Linked DNA regions of Homo sapiens: region 1 is linked to region 2. Evidence: chromatin contacts called from ENCODE Hi-C or POLR2A ChIA-PET data. All regions are on one chromosome and are shown on one strand. The core of a region is the stretch at or near the end of the contact, and the rest is flanking DNA. Distances in the headings are between cores, read along the strand shown. Region 1 overlaps NPAS3 (neuronal PAS domain protein 3). Region 2 holds the start of NPAS3 (neuronal PAS domain protein 3).

Region 1 (5,663 bases), core at 2,203-4,702, 47 kb before region 2:
TTTCACCGTGTTAGCCAGGATGGTCTCGATCTCCTGACCTCGTGATCCGCCCGCCTCGGCCTCCCAAAGTGCTGGGATTACAGGCGTGAGCCACCGTGCCCGGCCACAAACTTTTAATAACTTCTCAAAATATAGCTTTTCAACCTCATTTCCTGTATAGGACTACCTCTGTCCAGTCACAACAGCCTGTATAGATTTCCCTATGGTATTTCTGCCTCTGTGCCTGGAATGTCCTTCTCCACTTTATCTACCTGCTTAGTTCTTCCTCATTCTTCAAGACTTAAAGGGTTCCTTGCTCTTGACATCCACTCCTGAGCCTCCACAGTGCAACTGGTAGCCCAGCTCTATGCCACCAGAATATCCTCTACCTACCTCTTCCACAGCATTCATCACACTAGTTGCAACTGTTGCTTTGCACATATTTCTGCCTCCATTCCTGTTCCTCCCCACACTCAGACTGGGAGATCCTAGATGGCAGATACCATGTCTAGCTCATCTGTGATCTCCACCACCCTGCTTAGTGGCTGTGGTATAGTGGTACTCAATAAATACGCACTGAGTGACTAGATGATAGGGAAGATTCTACAGAAGTTGTGCCATGGGTTACATAATTGGAGATATAGAATAAATAAATTTAGAGAAAAGTATAAATTGGAAGGTCTTCTTAAGGGGTATAAATTAAGTATTGGAGAGATTAAGTAAGCCCTAGAGAAGTTTTGGAGAACATTAGTCAAGTGACATCAGTGTATGACTGTGAGGACAAAAGAACATGTGTCCAGTCTACTTAGTTGCCACTGTGGCTAGTGAGACTCAAAGATGACACACCCCATTGGTGTTATAAAACCAGATTCAACCTCCAGGGTCCTCATAAAAAAAGGTATTGTATAAATACAAGATTTTCTCTTTTCTCTCATATAACAACAGACCAGTTGAAAGCTTGAATCCTAAACATGTTTTTAGATTAATCGGTTTCCTATTCATTATTACATTTTAATCAATCTTTTTTTAAATTTTCATTTTAATGGAGAAAATGTTTTCATTTTAATGTATAGGATGTGTCTGTTTCTAAACTACTATCGTATACCAAAGGAATTACTTTTTATAATTTAGTTTTACTGAGAAGATAAAAGATTAAAGAAAACTGTCCTTTTCCTTTGACATAAGTCTGCTGTGGACATACAAAAAACACAGTCTTAGAGGGCAAAAATAATCATTTTTTCAGTTACAAGATTACCATCTATTATATCATGATTAAGACTTTAAACCATAATTTAATGGAGAATTGCCATACTCAGACATTATGATTCTTAAATATATAGGCAACAAATCACCAAATCAATGTTTTCTTAAATCTTATTTGAATATTTTACATATTGGCATTTTGATATATTTTATTGAAATTGTTATTGTTAAAATGTTTTCTAGAACTTCCATTTTCTCCTATTGATGTAGAATCAGGAGGGGAAATTAATAACAATAATTAACTTTATAAGGATACCAATAGTTAAAAAGGAAATAAAAGCAGCATGCCTCTTTCATATGTTGAAACATGACAGAATGTTTAGTTGTTATTTTAATTAGTATGTACTTAATCCAAGTATAAGAAATTTCATGGAAATGCTCCAAATTAAGTCATGGTAATAGCTAAGAAGAGTAAAAAGAAATTTAAAGTATTTTTTACATACAATAATTTAATGTAAGTCTTGTAAATTCATAAAATTATACTGTCTAAAATAAAAGCAAAGATTTGGTCTTTAAAATTTACACTTTTAAGTTTGTAATTTTTATAGAATATATAATTGTATGCTGTCCAATTGTTGTTACTGTCATCAATTATTATCATTTGTTTTATAAAGACCACAGCACATTTTCTATTTCAAGAAAAATGCTATATTACTAATTTTCAAAATCCAATTCCAATGTTGGTATCTTTCTAATCACTGGAAATAAAAAATAAGAAAACTTGTGTAAAGGTCTGAAACTAACTGCTTTCAGGGATCATCCTTAATTTTTTAATCCATCCTGGAAAATGTAACATTTTTTTCAAGCAGCTGATGCTTTCAAACATGCAGGACTGGGCTGAGCATTCCTTCATCCTGATGTCATGGACCAGCATTTGTCTCAGAAGACATCTTTTGTAGTTGTAACCAAAAGGCAAAAGAAATCAGAGCTGTGAACAGGGAGAGAGAGGGAGAGAAGGGAAATTGCTAAGACCAATTCACTAAAAAAAAAAAAAAAAAATTCTGACACAAACTTGTGTATTTTTAGTCACTCAATGTGCATACTTTAAAATAAAGCCTTCCGACTTTTATAAGGTATTGTGCTTATTTTCACACTATTGGTTTAAAAATACTCTCTGCTCTATGGTAATGTGTCACAGGGAAGTTAGCTATAGTTTCATGAAAGACGTTTTCATCCCTGACTGGCATCTTCTCAATAGCTGGGGCCCAGGCACACCGCTCTCTTCCCGGCAAAGCCCTCTGCACTGAAAACAGTGCAGCATTCATAACTTATTCTCAGCACCGCGGGGCAGCGCCACAGAAAAGCTTCTCCAGCCTAATGGGTTACATCACTGAAAAGTCTTCCATTTGGCCTAGGTGAAAAACATGAATGCATGCCTCATTCATTTCTCCACCTTAAAAAAAATAAAGTAAAATCATATCCATCCTTAGCTAAAGACCTGCATTCCCACAGCCCAGCTCAATCAAAGCTACAACGCTGCTGTTAACTAAATGTTATGCAGTGGAACTGCTAACTTTTTTAACTACTACCACTAACCTTCAAAATAATTTTTACAATTATGCCACTATTAAAAATGTAGAATGAGACACCGAAAATAACTTTAAATTTTAATAGAAAAGTCTTTGATTGGAGTTAGCATTGCCTTTAGATTTAGGTCACATTTTAAAACATACTTGACATATAGTAATGGAATCAAAACCTCACCCTCCCCACTGACATCAACACACAAAAACCCATGCACACAGAGGTTTCCCTTTCTCCTTCTCCATACTTTTCCTGATAGTCAAAGGAAATCAGCTGTGTCCAACTCTTTCAGAATGTGTCAAAATGTCCATGGTTCCTTGGAAGGAAGGCACCCAGTAGACTATCCAAAATATTTTAAATTAAAGAGACTATACTTCCCTTTCTCCTCATTAAAATACGCTGAATCATAATGAATGACATGAGAACATTCCCACCCTGTTCTCAAAACACAAGCTAAAGTGTGAACACAGGTCACACTTGGAGGGAAATGGAACCAGTTTTCATATTCTCTCCTCTAAATCATACAAATCAGAGTGAGAAACTTAAAGCTAGAGCCCCAGCCATGATTTCTAAAATGATGCAACACATCCAAAACCACAGCTGCACACAGACGGTTCAAGAGGCACACAGTGTTCTCCTGCACGGAGAGTTCAGAATCCTCACAGCGGCGCCCATGTGGACTCTCAGGGCTGTAGTGACAATGGCTGCAGCCCCATGTCCTTACTGCTGTCTGTCTGAATGACACGGGGAAGCCATGTCAATTATGAAGAATCGTGGACCTTATGACTAACGACTCACTCAAAGCCATTTATATCCTTGATCGTGTAAATCCATCCTCGCTCACCAAGCCATGACATGACAGAACTTTATAGCTTCTTCTAAGCTATTTCCTTGCATTATGGAGAATCAGGCTGCTGCCATCCATGTTGAGAATGTGAATCCTAAACATCCTTGTTAAATACAGAAATCAACTCTTTGCACTCCTACAGGCCTGAAATCTTTTTTTCTGCTTTCTTTTCCCTTCCATGGTGTATCTTTTCTTATGAGTTTGTTGATTTTTGTGTTTTGTTTTGTTTTTTAAACATAATACCTAGCTGGCATACATTAAGAAAAATCTTCCCTAGTAAGTCTGCACTGAAAATTCCAAAAGGAGCTAAATTTCTTTACTAGACATGTATTTTTGGCATTAGATAAATTATTTACAGAAAACAAGCAGAAATATTAATTCTTGAAACACTAAAAGTTCCCATTTGCAAGAGAATAGCCTAACAACAAGGCTGAGTATTTTAATAACCAAAGGTCCCCTCCCTGTGTTATTTGGATAATTAAAATTTTTGTGTACTATAGATTTCTGACTTTTCAAAAATGTTCCATAGCCTCTAAATTGTGTAGCTGCACCTCTCTCCTTCAACACACACGAGCCCTACCTAAATTAAAAATGAGACACCAGCATACATAAAGACCACAGTCACCAAGCCCATTGGTAGGATTACTTTCTTTGTTTACCATTTTCTGTATCAATATATATGAATTCCTTGTTATCTGACTATAAGCACATCAAGCTGAGACAATGTTCTGATGTCCATATCATATGGCCCCCATGAATATCAACAAATAATCATTACCACAATTTAAAGAACTCCCAGTATGAAAGAATACATATAATTTGGCTCTCAAATTATGTATATTTTTATGCACATTATACCCAGGACTTAATTAGTTTGCAACATAGATATCAAGTCAGAAAAATCCCCACTGATGCAATTGTCCTTAGCAATTAAATCAAATACTGAGCTTTTAGAACACAGGAATGACTACACTGGAGCTGTAGACTTGGTGGCCATTCCCCCACAAACTCTTTTAGAAGACAGGGCAAAAATTCACAGAATATTCACATGACTAAGGATAATTAAAGTCAACCATTTCCACCCTACAAAAGAAAATGGAGCTTCTGTTAAGAATGAACAATAAAGACATTATTTCGGTTCCACTGTGTTTTTTTAAGGAGTTTCCATCTCTAAAAAACACATACAAACACAATAGTATTCCTGCTATCTCAATGTCATCCAATTCACTGATAATGTTGTTGGAAAGAATTTTGTGAATACCAAAGAAAAAACTGCTTTAAAATTATTTCCATTCAAAATACAGCACAAGAAAGGCTTATAGAGAACTGAAGCATAAGTATTTAGTTACTCAACTTAGCCACATCTCCAAAGACTCATAAAACAAAATGTTGATGAAAAACCAGATCTCTGTTACAGTTCATCTCTTTCCCTCTTACTTTTTTTCCCAAAGTAAGTTTGTATTTACGTAACCCTATTTGAGCATTTTCACCTTACAGAAGCACTAAAAATGTGGCAAGATTTATATAAGCACATTGCTCCAATCTAAGTGGAAGATCCTTGAAGAACAGCTGGAGAAAAAACCCTTGCTCTGCTTCTAACTCCATACAAAATTCTAAGATACAGCAGGGATTAAAACCAAACAAAATAAGATTGAGGCACTATAACAGGTCAGGGTTGCATCTAAAGATTGGCAACTCTCTTTCACAACATGGGAAACCATATAATGTGTTACATATACTGAATCTAGTCAGTTAAACTTCACTTTACCACACTGTATTAAATGACTTCTCTTCTAAATAAGTTTTTCTGTACAATACTTAATAATTCTATTTGGCCGGGTGCAGTGCCTCACACCTGTAATCCCAGCACTTTGGGAGGCCAAGGTGGGCAGATCACTCGAGGTCAGGAGTTCGAGACCAGCCTGGCCAACATGGCAAAACCCCATCTCTACTAAACACACAAAAATTAGTCAGGCTTGGTGGCACATGCCTGTAGTCCCAGCTACTCAGGAGGTTGAGGCAGGAGAATTGCTTGAATCTGGGAGGTGGA
Region 2 (5,462 bases), core at 1,136-3,635:
GGAGGGAGGAGGGGAAAGGAGGGAGGAGGGGAAGGGAGGGAGGGAGGAGGGAAGGGGAGGGGAGGGGAGGGGGAAGAAAACCAATTATAAACCTCAGATTTCAAAAAGTATTCATCTTCATGTTAGATAAAAAATAATTTTTAAAATCCTTGCACAATGCTCTGAGAAATTATTTTTTCTACTACAAGAGTAAAGTGTGAATTCTTCATGAAACACTGATACTTCTTAAGAAGTAAATACTCATTTTAGCTGTATGAGTTGTCAGATTTTCTACAGTTTGGGAGCAATAGTTAATGCTATACACATTTAACATCTTTAAAAACTGGATTATGTATGATTTACTCTCTGATATATGATGTTTACAGAATCATCTAGAGTTCAGAATTAGTCAATTATGTATCTACTTAACAAAAGTATTTCCTTAATCCTGACAATTGTGCCTTCCCTATCGTATGAAAGAAATAAGCAACAGTACAATAGAAGCCTTTTAAATGAATGGATGTCTGAATATCCCCTTATCGTCTTCTGATGTAAGCTATAGGTTAAATATTATGTTGCATCAAAAATAAAACTATGTTATAATAATTAAATCTTGCAACTAAGCACATCCTTTGTCTTCTTTTCAAGTTCACTTAAGCCTGTGAGGAAAATCAACGCGCCTGCTGCGGGTGGGGGTGCATATATCTTACTGTATTTGTTTTCCTCATGAATCAGTGGGTGACGTTTCATACTTCCTACTGCGCCTTTCCTCTTCGGAGACAGAAAGAGATATCCACTTTGCTCAAACCAATATGCTATATGCAATTAATGTCATTAACGTTGCCAATTAATAGTAAATAGGATTCCAAAGAAAGTAGGCTGGGTGGACAGCAGGAGGGAAAACCACGTTGGTGGTGATGGGGAGGGGGTGCTGAGTTACTCTGAAAATCTATCAATGCTACTCACGTAGAACAGTTACGGGTATTTTGAACACAAACTCCCTTTCCCTGTGGCTGTACTAGTTTAACTAACTTCAAATAGACATGCTCGACTGAGCCCCTTGCTTGGATATGCAATTCTCACCAGGAACTTTTTAAAACACAGATCCCCAAACAGTAACTAACGGGGCATAGATGCTCCAACTGCTGACACATTTTGGATCTCGCTGTTTGTTTGCTTATTTGGATTTGAGGGTTTTCTTCTTTATTTTTCTTTTTCCTTTGGGAGGGGTATGGAGAGGAGGGGAAGATGAGAGCGGAGGGCAGAGCGGGAGACCCACAAGTTGCCGAGCGGAGGGCGCAGCCCGGGAGGCAGGGAGGCGGCGGCCGCGCTCCTCTGGGCTCGGCCCGGCCTAGCTGCTCGCGCGGAGACGGAGCCGGCCCCTCCGCGACACATTCCGGGCCTGGCGCGAGCTCCGCGCTCCCCGCCCCCGGCCTCCTCCTCCTGCTCCTCGCCTCCTCCCCCTGCTCGCCGCCTTCCCTCCCCCTCCCCAGCCTCATTCCCTTCCTCGAGAGCAGCTGCTAGGGGACCTGCGGCGGCCCCGGGGATCCCCGGCCCCCCACCCTCGCTGCTGCTCCCGTCACACGGCAGCGCCTTCGCATCTGTTTGTTTCTTTTTCTTTTTCTCTTTTCTGTTTCTTTCTTCTTTTTTTTTTTTTTTTTGTCAGTGAGTCACTCTATTCGCCGAGCCGAGGAGGTGCGACTGCTCAGAGAGCCCGGCCGCCGCCAGAGCCTCTCGCTGCCGCAGCCGCCGCGGGGACAATGCGCGGGGCCCCGGGCGAGCGCTGCGCCCAGACGAGGTCCCCGCGGGCTCGCGGCCCAGGAGGCGGGCGGGCTGCGGAGAGGGGCCCTCGGCGGCGGAGGCGGCGGCGGCGGGAGCAGCGGCCCGGCGGCAGGTTCAATAAACAGAAAAGTGTTACCGTTCTCGCCTGGAAGGATCCTGCTGAAAGCTGGGCTTGGTGGGCGCCATCTTCCTGCTATTTTTTTTCCTCTCTTACTTTTTGCCTCTCTCCCCCCTCCCGGGTGGGGGGCGTGGGCGGGCGGGGGTGTGCGTGTGCGTGGGGTGGCGGGAGAGTGCGGCCGTGCGCGGCGCTCTGGGCTGCCCGGCGGGCGGTGGCCGGGGCCGGGGCCGTGGCCGTGGCCGTGGCGGCGGCGGCGGCGGCGGCGGCGGCCGTGCTGCTGAGGTGGGGAGGCTACGGAAAAGTAGTGGGGCCGGAGCCTCGCGGGCGGCCGGCCGTCCCCTCGCGCCGCCGGTGCTCCCAGCCGTGGGTCGCCGCTTCCGCCGCCGCCTGCGCCTTCTCCTCCCGCTGCTCGCCCGGCGCCGCCGCCGTCCATGCGCCGCAGAGCGCCCGCGGCCCGGGCCGCCCCGGCTCCCGAGGCATGCCCGGCGCGGAGACAGGCGACCGGCGGCGGCGGCGGAGGAGGAGGAGGGGGAGGCGGCGGCGGCGGCGGGGGGAGGCGGCCGCGCGGTCCCGCGGGCAGCCCGGCCCAGGGCCCCGCCGCCTCCGGGTTCTCACCCCCGCGCCGCCACCCGCCCCCGCCCCCGTCCCCCGTCACCCCTTTCTACCACCCGGAGCAGCCCGGTGGCAGGTGGGGCGCACACCCTCCCTGCGGGGGGCGCGGGGTCTAGGCCGGGAGGAGCGGGAAGGGGGAGGACACGCGGGGGGTTCCAGCTTGACCGCTGTGAAAGTATTTCTGGGCATTTTCCAGCTGCTTTGCTCCAGAGCGCTCTCTCGTACGCAGACACACACCTCCCCCCCCTTCTCTCTCTCTCTCTCTCTCTCTCTCTCTCTCTCTCTCAATTTCTCTCTCTCTCTCTCTCTCTCTCTTTCTCGTTGGGGGACTGGGAGGCTCGGCTGCCGGCGCAACAACGCCACTCAGTTGCAGTTTCAAACACTTCCCTTCTCTGGAGTATTGCAGCCAGGAGGAAAGAAAGAAACAGAAAAAGGAACTGGGAGGCCACAGGAGCGAGCTGGGGCAGGACACAGTCCCGGGAGCTCCTTGGGGGCAGCGGAAATCAATACGGATGGGGGGTGCGCTGGCCCAAGCAGATGGGCCCAAGAGCCCCGTGGGCGGTGCAGCAGCAGCACAAGCACCTTGTGGCTCTGGCGCTCTCAGCAGCGTTCCCAAAGCCGGAGCATCTGCATCAGTCACGGACGTACAGGAGTGCAGACCCCAGGGTTCACAGGTGAATCCCCGCGCGTTTAAACTCACATACAGAAGCCCCTCCCGACTCGGGTCCCGGGACTTGGGACCGGACTGCCACCCTCTGGGATCTAGCCCAGCCGCACCCCGGTTTGACAGTTCAGCAAGGCCTAGAGAAAGGCTGGCTACTCAGTGCAGGGCCCGGGCTAGAATCCTGTTACCTGGGTAGACCCTGGTCAGAGCGTTTTCTCCACTAAACCAATCAGAAGCGTGTGGACAGCTTTTTACGCAGAGACTTGGGTCAGTCATGTGTCAACCAGGCAAGTAGAAAGGACTCCCAAAGCATTTCCACTTTGAATGAATGAAAGCGCCTGATGGAAAACATCAGTCCTGTGTGAGGTTCTGCATTTGACTTTAAGCTTAAGAAAAAAATAAAGACCTGAAAAGGGGTCCTCCATTCGGTCTCTACGACTCCAGTAAAGTAGGGCTGGGAGTTGGAAACTTCCAAAGGAACACATAAATGTTTTTCGTGGTAGAGGTGTTTAATCTGCATGATGGTGTTTAAGTTCTCTTTGGAGTACACTCTACAGGTAGGAGAGAATGAGAAATGAACTGGAGTGGAGAGTGTTATGGACAAGATATACATGGGCTGGCAGAGAAGGGAAAAAGTTGCCAGTTCAAAGTTTTGGCTCCAGGACACCCAGTCTAGGGGGTTTCTGCCCGAAGATGACAAATGAGAGAAGCTTGTAGTCTCCCAAGAGGCCACTCTTTGCTTGAAAAACCCCCCACTCCTGTCACTCCCGCGGCGGACTCCTCAAAAGTACTTAAAAATAATTTTTTGGTAAAATGATATGTCACCATTCACTTAACAAACAAATCCAGATGGAAACAAATCCAAGCGGAAACTAAGTCTGTCCTTCAGAACCCCACAATCCTGTTGAGGTGCCAGAGGACAGGGGACTCCTGACTCAGACCCTACCTCCAACACCTGCCAATGACCTTGACCTACACGGCTCACTCTCTGCCCCCCTCCCCCTATTTTGACTAAAAGACAGTAACAGGTGTCATCATGTCTTAGTAACAAAATCAAAGAAGGCTACATTTTTCACAGCTATCATCTTCTCTTCTGCCAATATAACATAAAAATCGAAGGAGGGAATAATACACCCCAAAGGCTAAAGTTTAGAGATGCTAGAAAAAAAAAAAAAAAAGCCTTAGTCTTTAGAACTGCAGTGGGATTCAGAGACTTCATAAGGTGCCCAAATTCAAAGTTGAAAGTGGAAAGCACCAGTGCAGCTCTCAGTGCTGAGGTGGCAGACTGTAGGGGACTGCCCCTGGTGCTCCTGCCTTGAGGGAAAATTCTCTCTGAGGTGATCTTTATGGTAAAGGATAACAACACTCAGAGCAAACCTGATGGCAGAAAATTCCTAATCCCCCACCCTTTTATGCCCAATTTATATGGTATAAGTTAGCTCAAGTTCCCGGAGGTCCCTGAAATCTTCCAAAGGCCATCTGACATTTCTGACCCTTGACTCCCTACTTCACAGACCATACTATTGTGACCATTGCCTGCACTTCCTAGTTAAAGTGACCGCCAGATACTATTGTCATTTAAATGTTGTATAAGTGACCAAAAAAACATACCTGAACCATGAAAAGGAAAAATCTAATTCTTTTCTAGTCTTTCATGTTTGAAAGAGTCCCAGATCTTTTGTATTAAAGATTCCTGTAATCACTGAAGTAAAACAAGACTAAAATAATTTAAATCAAAAATCCCTTTGACAAGGAATAGCCCCTTTTTGAGTTATTTTCCAAACTCTTTAAAAAAAAAAAAAAACTTCAGACAGTACACAGAGCATATAATGAAGTCTTCTACAGAATATTTGGAATACTGGACATCAACTTGGAAAACACTCAGTGTGTTATGCAAAATCTGCTCTGGTCACTGGGCCATTGCTTGGAAGGCACAAAATATGGCAGTGATAGATTATCTTAACCTTTTCAGTTTAAATACTGTTGGTTCAAATCAAAGGTTCTCAAATCAATGAAGTTTGAAATACAAGGTAAAAATAGGAACTGTTATTTGAATTATGCATTGTGTATATTTTAAGTTAAATGCCATTGGCAAATCTCTCAGATGTTTAATCATGTGCAATCTGGGAAACACAAATATTTAATTTCACACTTTCATGTGTTCTTTTTTCTTCCATCTTTTATAAAACCAAGCCCCACAAATGGGGAGTTTACCTTTCATAGTACATTGTTAGTTTTTCTCAGCGCATTTTCGTGGATTACATTTTCAGTAAAATCTTGGAACATCAAAAGTTGTCCTTCAGGAAA

What was found. A loop is a pair of places that touch in the nucleus more often than their neighbours do. ChIA-PET counts read pairs that join two places held with the same protein, here RNA polymerase II (POLR2A). Pooled maps may share reads with other maps.
Region 1: a loop to region 2 is called in a map of dorsolateral prefrontal cortex, with 8 times the contacts of the local background. The contact joins the enhancer-like site here to the promoter of NPAS3 in region 2. A Hi-C loop is called at or near these places in 7 of 168 maps with a recorded cell type or tissue (A673, aorta, dorsolateral prefrontal cortex and 3 more) and 3 of 50 pooled maps. POLR2A ChIA-PET finds 5 or more read pairs at or near these places in 5 of 52 experiments (CD4-positive, alpha-beta T cell, GM12878, Panc1 and 1 more).

What each region holds. Positions count from the first base shown.
Region 1 is chr14:32,983,805-32,989,467 of GRCh38, reverse strand. All of the region lies in intron 1 of NPAS3 (neuronal PAS domain protein 3), which reads right to left. Among named protein-coding and RNA genes, the nearest start is that of NPAS3, 48 kb to the right of the region's middle. Within about 2 kb of position 3,452, at least 4 of the 41 ENCODE cell types and tissues checked have a DNase peak (open chromatin) inside an H3K27ac peak, as active enhancers do; they include A673 and dorsolateral prefrontal cortex, where a contact is called at or near this core.
Region 2 is chr14:32,935,802-32,941,263 of GRCh38, reverse strand. It overlaps NPAS3 (neuronal PAS domain protein 3), which reads right to left and starts at 2,385. Exons shown (of 12, transcript NM_001164749.2): 1 at 1,898-2,385. The coding sequence starts at 1,947.